Regions from separate parts of the Mus musculus genome. Here region 1 is linked to region 2. Evidence: chromatin loops called from intact Hi-C (ENCODE). Cell type or tissue: gastrocnemius. All regions are shown on one strand. Links, peaks and the distances in the headings refer to the core of each region. The heading gives the core; the rest is flanking DNA. Region 1 holds the start of Pparg (peroxisome proliferator activated receptor gamma). Region 2 overlaps Gm36355 (a long non-coding RNA gene).

Region 1 (2,907 bases), core at 120-2,619, 180 kb before region 2:
GTCTTTGCATGGTTAGTAACATGGCCTTTAGAGTCCCTATATGAACCTGACCTGTGTCTTATTATTTGAGGACTTAAGAGTGGAAGGATGCTGGGCAGTGGTGGCACATGCCTTTAATCCCAGCCCTTGGGAGGCAGAGGCAGGAGGATTTCTGAGTTTGAGGCCAGCCTGGTCTACAAAGTGAGTTCCAGGACAGCCAGGGCTACACAGAGAAACTGTGTCTCAAAAAACCAAAACCAAAAAAAAAAAAAAAATGTGGAAGGACATGAATCTGTTGATTCAAGCTCTGAACTTTCTTTATAATGTCATACTCACAAATGTCTGGTGAGGATGGTTTGTACCAGAAGAATAAAGAATTCCCTACCTCCCAACAGATAAGGATGCTAAGAGTGGAGAAGCATCTTGAGCAAGAAGCATAATTATAAATTTCCAGAGGCCAGTGCCTCCTAAAGGAGAGCAAAACATAGAGCAAGGTCTTCATCATTACGATTGGAAAAGGATAAAAGAACGGCCTTTGGTGTCCTGGACACTGCAAGCTTTCTGAATGTGAATCTTTAGGACAGATCATGACTGTGAGAGCTGAAAGAGTGCAAGAAAAGGAACTGTCTATCATGTGGGCTTCAGGCTCCCGAGGCAAGAAGCTCCAATAGTCTAACTTAAAAACAAGAGATTCTCAGGCCCTCTCCACCCTATGTGTAAGGTCTCCTATGTAAGAAATGGTGCTAAAGAATTTTAAAAAGCCAGTGAACAAGGTTAACAAATAGTTTGAAGGCAGGAGAGATTGCTCAGCGGTTAGGAACACTTTGTGTTCTTCCAGAGGACCCTTGTTCGGTTCCCAGCACCAACCACCTGTAACTCCAGCTCCAGGGGAGCCCACACCTCTCCCTCCGTTCACGTGCATACACACACAATTGTTTTTTAAAAGGAAATTAAATGATTAGCACTAAAGTCTGTTGATTAAGGCATTCGCCTTCATAACATTCTGAGATTAAAAATAAAAATAAAACTGAGATTAAAAATAAAAAGAAAAAAAGAAAAAAGGGAGATCCTAAATTCACTTAATTCATATAAATATATATATGGGTGTGTATCTATTATATATCATATATCATATATATGATATATAAATATATGTTATGTATGATATATAAATATATATGGTATATATATAGAGAGAGAGATGAAAAGCACATCTAGGAAAAAAACAAACTTCTCCATGACAGACATGGACATGGACATCGGTCTGAGGGACACGGGACCTTCCTGGGTCGCCTCCCAGCGGCTGTGAGGAGCAAGGCGGCCAGGTAACCAGCGCACGGCGCCGGGCGCGGGAGGGCCACGCGGGCCTCGTGGGCGCCGGCCTCCGGGTGCGGGCGCGGGGCCTCCGGCCTCACCCTGGGCACCGCCCCCGGTCCGGCCGGGTGGCTCGGCTCGGCTCCTCCGGTCCGCGGCCGGCCAGGCGGGGCCCGTCGCACTCAGAGCGGCAGCCGCCTGGGGCGCTCGGGTCGGGTCGGCCTCACCGACGCACAGCACCCGCCAAGCCGCCGCCTCAGGTCAGAGTCGCCCCGGGCCACGCGGCCCGCCGGAGGGACGCGGAAGAAGAGACCTGGGGCGCTGCGCTGGGGTATTGGGTCGCGCGCAGCCTGAGGGGACCGAGTGTGACGACAAGGTGACCGGGCTGAGGGGACGGGCTGAGGAGAAGTCACACTCTGACAGGAGCCTGTGAGACCAACAGCCTGACGGGGTCTCGGTTGAGGGGACGCGGGCTGAGAAGTCACGTTCTGACAGGACTGTGTGACAGACAAGGTGAGGGGGGGTCTCGGCTTGTGGGGTCTGGATCTGACTGGCTAGGTGACTGGGTCTCCGCTGAGGGGACTCGGGATGAGAAGTCACATTCTGACAGGGCTGCGTAACTGACAGCCTAACCCTGTCTCGACTAGAGGGGATACGGGCTGGAAAGCCACACTCCGACAGGACGGAGAGTGACCAAGTGACAGAATCTTGACTCAAGGGACCCCGGCTGAGGAGAAGGCAAACTCTTGACAGGACCGAATGTGACAGACAAGGTGACAGAGTCTGGGTCTGAGGGGATCGCGCGGGCTGAGGAGAAGTCACACAAGAGAAGAGCGAGAGAGTGATAGCGGGGCGGGGTCGCGGACTCAGGGACAGAGTGAGGGGTCTCGGCTGAGGACCGGTCACCCTCCTGGAGAGCCGAGTGTGACTGACAGGGTGACTGTCCTCGTGAGGGGCACCGGCACGGTGCGGAGGGCCACAGTGCTTCCCTGAGAGGGTGCGCAGGCAGGCATGTGTGTGAGCGCGGAACAGGGTTGCCCCTGTTCCAGACCCTGACAGGAAAGCCAGGTCTCCAGAACTACCGCGTTGGGGACCGCATTGTGCGGATCCTGGTGACAGATTTAGAGAGGGGCTCGCCAGCAGCCACCGGTCGCCCTGAGGCTCTAGGGGTCGGAGGGTGGGGAGGAGGATGCGCCCGTGATCACGGAGGCGATTTGGCCCACGGCCCCCTGCCCGGGGCTCACCAGGTGTGAGGAAAGCGGGGTCACTGTCGCCAAGGCCCCGCCCCGCCAGTGCCCCTCTTCAATCTAAGCAGGGGGCGAGCACAGGGCCCGGCTCACGGGAGTAGGCAGCCCTCGTGCTGGGGGCGGAAGGTGGGTGTGTGGCTCCCGGTGCTTTATGGCTTGGGATTGGGGAGGAGCCTAAGGTGAGGAGGCAGAAACTGGGAGTAGCCTGGGCTGCTTTTATATAAGGGACGCGAGGAGGTCAAGAAGGGGCCTGGACCTCTGCTGGGGATCTGAAGGCTGCAGCGCTAAATTCTTCTTAACTCCCATTGAGTAGGTGAGTGGCCCCATCGTCATCACGTTTTTGTTGGTGTGTGTAGTGAAGTGGCCA
Region 2 (2,907 bases), core at 308-2,807:
ATAACAGGAGAAATAATATGGCGATCGGTTTCCATACCCACCACCCAGATTTATTTCCATGGATTTTGTTTTGTTTTTAAGAAATGAAGCATTAGAGGCAAAATTAAAGCCCCTTTATCCCCTGCCAATTGGGCACCATAGATGACTGGGCATTGGTATATGAACATATCTACATGTACATCCAATACGTGATACATTGTGTTTTAATTTTCATAAGGTTATATATTATCCTGTATCTTTATCATGTGTTTAAAATTTGCCTATCAATACGCTGACGGAGAAACGTGTTAGTAAGTTAGTTTGTTCACCTTTACAGCCTACTGCCATGCAGTATTCTACTCTAAGGATGCTGTACAGTGTGTGTCTATGGCGCATTTTATGACTGTGCCATCCATATAGGGAGAAACAGTTAGGCTCTTTCTCTCAAAACATACACAAACATGCACACACGAATGCACAGGCACACACATGCACACTCAACTACATGCCACATTTTGATTTATACGAGAAGTCTGGCTGGAGGGGGGATCCGCATGTAAGGGTGCTTTCTGCTCTGCCTTGGAACCTGAGTCCTATTCCCAGCACCTCCACCAGTGGCTCAACTGCCTGTCACCCCAGCTCCAGGGGATCCAACAACCCATTCTGGCTTCGCCAAGCAGTTTGACCCATGCATACATATATACATACATATATACATAAAATATTTTTCTTTAAAAAGGCATTTGGGCTGAGAGACAGCTCAGTGATTAAGAGCGCTCACTGTTCCGTCCTGCAGAGTCCCAGTCCCAGTCCCCACGTCGGGCAGCTCACAGTCATCAGCCTGTAACCCCAGCTCCAGGGGGATCCCACCTCTGGCCTGGTTGGGCACCCGCACTCTTGTGCACAAACCGATACACAAGACACATATGCAGACACGGTTTTAAAAAGAAGATCTTTGTATGTCTACGAGTAGTACACACAAGTTTCTCTAAGAAATTAGCCCCACAATAGGATGTGTTAGGCTGTTAAAGGAAGGCAGAGAGAGGTGGGCATAATAAACCTGAGATCCAGCATCGCCTCGAGCAAGTGTCAGCTCTGTGTGACCTTGGACAAGTCACTTACCTGTTTGCATCTAGTGAAGCCAGTGTTCTGATCTCTAACTTGGAGGATCTTGAAAAGGATCAAGCTCCTGTCCCTCTAAAAAAAAGGAGTGGAAATGGGCCAGGTGACTTCTTCAATAATACTATGGTGATCTGGGTTGTTTTAGTTGGGTTTTTATTTTTTTCTGACAACCACAATAGCCTAAAGGCAGCAGCTGGATACCATGCAAAGGCCCAGCAAACCTCGAGGGCTCGCTGCTCGCCCCTCACCACGTGGCCCCAAGTTAATGCGGAACCCTTGTTTATAGGTGAAACAGGAGTGGCCCCCACCCCGGAAAAGTGGTCGAGTGGTCATAGGGCGTCTAGCAACACGGGCCTCTCCTTTTCTGTGGTTCAACAGATTCTCCCTCAAAACTGAGGAAGGCTTGTTCTGCCAGCAGGATGAAGCTGGATCGCATCCTGGGTCGGGTAGATTTGGTGTTTCCGCAGCTCTAGTTGAAGATGGTGCCCATCAGCACAAGGCTTCACCTGGAGTGGTTGAAATTTGCTGAAATGCCGCCATCTCGTGGTTGAGATGCAACACTGCAGGGTCCGGCCTCTCAGGAAAACAATGGTGCGACAGGGTCTGCCCAGCCCTGCTCAGAAATGCGGCCGGCTCCCCATTGTCTGCGGGGTAAAGTCCGAAAGCCAAGCCTGGAATTCAAGCTCCTCCACAATCCGCCCCACCTTGCCTATCCGGCCTTATCTCGACTCCGACCTCCTGCCCCGGCCAGGTCCAGCTCCTCCCTGAACCTCCAAGCTGAGTCCAGCCTCTCACTGTGGCCAGCCCTGTGCTCCAGACAACCATCAGGCCCCCAGCTTCTAAGCCAGCTCTTCTAGGAAGCCTTCCTAGTCCATCAAGGGCCCCACCGCCATCACCTGCCCTCCCACCAACTCTTAACAGAGTCGTGGTTTTTTTTTTTTTTTTTGGTTTTTTTTTTTTTCCAACACTGCATGCTTGTTGTTTGGGTGTTTGAGCTAAGCCCTAGAGTCCCATGAGGCCGTTGAGGCTGGGAGTCCATGGAGCCTGCTCTGGTCCCAGCTACCCGAAACAGAGACAGAGGTGATAGCACCCAACTCACAGGCGTGCTATGACAACCACACAATGGCCATAGTAGAGGTGAGCAGGATGGCTAGATAAAACACAGGGCATCATCTAGTTGACCTCGAACTTCAGCCTTGAAAACTGTCGAATCTATACACCAAATTTCATGCCTATAATCCCAATACTTGGGAGATGAAGATCCGAGTTCAAGGTTATTCTGTGCTACATGCAGAGTTTGAAGCCAGCAACATCAGACGGTTTCTGAATGGGAAGAAAGGAAGAAACTGAAGGAAGGGAGAGAGAGAGAGGCAGGGAGGGAGGAAGACAAGGTTATAACTGCTCCTAAGTATGGTGGAGGAGTAAGTTTATTATAGATATAAGGGAGAGATAGCCAGAGGCAGAGACATCTGGGAGAGTCCAAAGTGGTCATGACCTGAACCATATGGGGAGAGGGGGGAGGGAAAAGGAGAGACAGGAACCAAGTACAACAGCCAGGAGGCCAAAGGCCCAAAAGGAGAGGCAGGTAACCAAAATATCTGGGTTACATAGGGAAGAGTCTCTGGGAAAAGGGCAGCCCTAGCCCAGCCCCTGGGCTGGAGAGTTCAGGGTAGAGGGCAGGGGCATAGCAGCCATATCCTGTAACAGGTAGGGACTAAGGGATGCTGGAAGAACCTGGTGGCCAGGTCTACTTTGATATGTTAAATAGGCACCTCAGCCTATTGTCCCAAATTTGAAACTTAACAG

What was found. Peaks named below come from ENCODE experiments on the same cell type or tissue, not always from the same donor. Only the 100,000 strongest peaks of a DNase experiment are listed, where the experiment ranks them.
Region 1: a loop joins it to region 2, with 2.2 times the contacts of the local background. A loop is called at or near these places in 11 of 42 quality-filtered maps.

Annotation. Positions count from the first base shown.
Region 1 is chr6:115,359,565-115,362,471 of GRCm38, forward strand. It overlaps Pparg (peroxisome proliferator activated receptor gamma), which reads left to right and starts at 2,785. Exons shown (of 8, transcript NM_001308354.1): 1 at 2,785-2,853. In gastrocnemius, for the core only: a CTCF peak has its summit at 1,272; DNase peaks (open chromatin) are centred at 1,343, 1,550, 2,259 and 2,473; H3K4me3 peaks cover 1,542 bases; H3K27ac peaks cover 1,465 bases.
Region 2 is chr6:115,537,440-115,540,346 of GRCm38, forward strand. Gm36355 (a long non-coding RNA gene) reads right to left here. Exons shown (of 7, transcript XR_869382.3): 3 at 1,608-1,745; 4 at 1,102-1,176. Among named protein-coding and RNA genes, the nearest start is that of Gm36355, 5.8 kb to the right of the region's middle. In gastrocnemius, for the core only: a CTCF peak has its summit at 1,654 (motif pointing left); a DNase peak (open chromatin) is centred at 1,648; H3K4me3 peaks cover 285 bases; H3K27ac peaks cover 390 bases.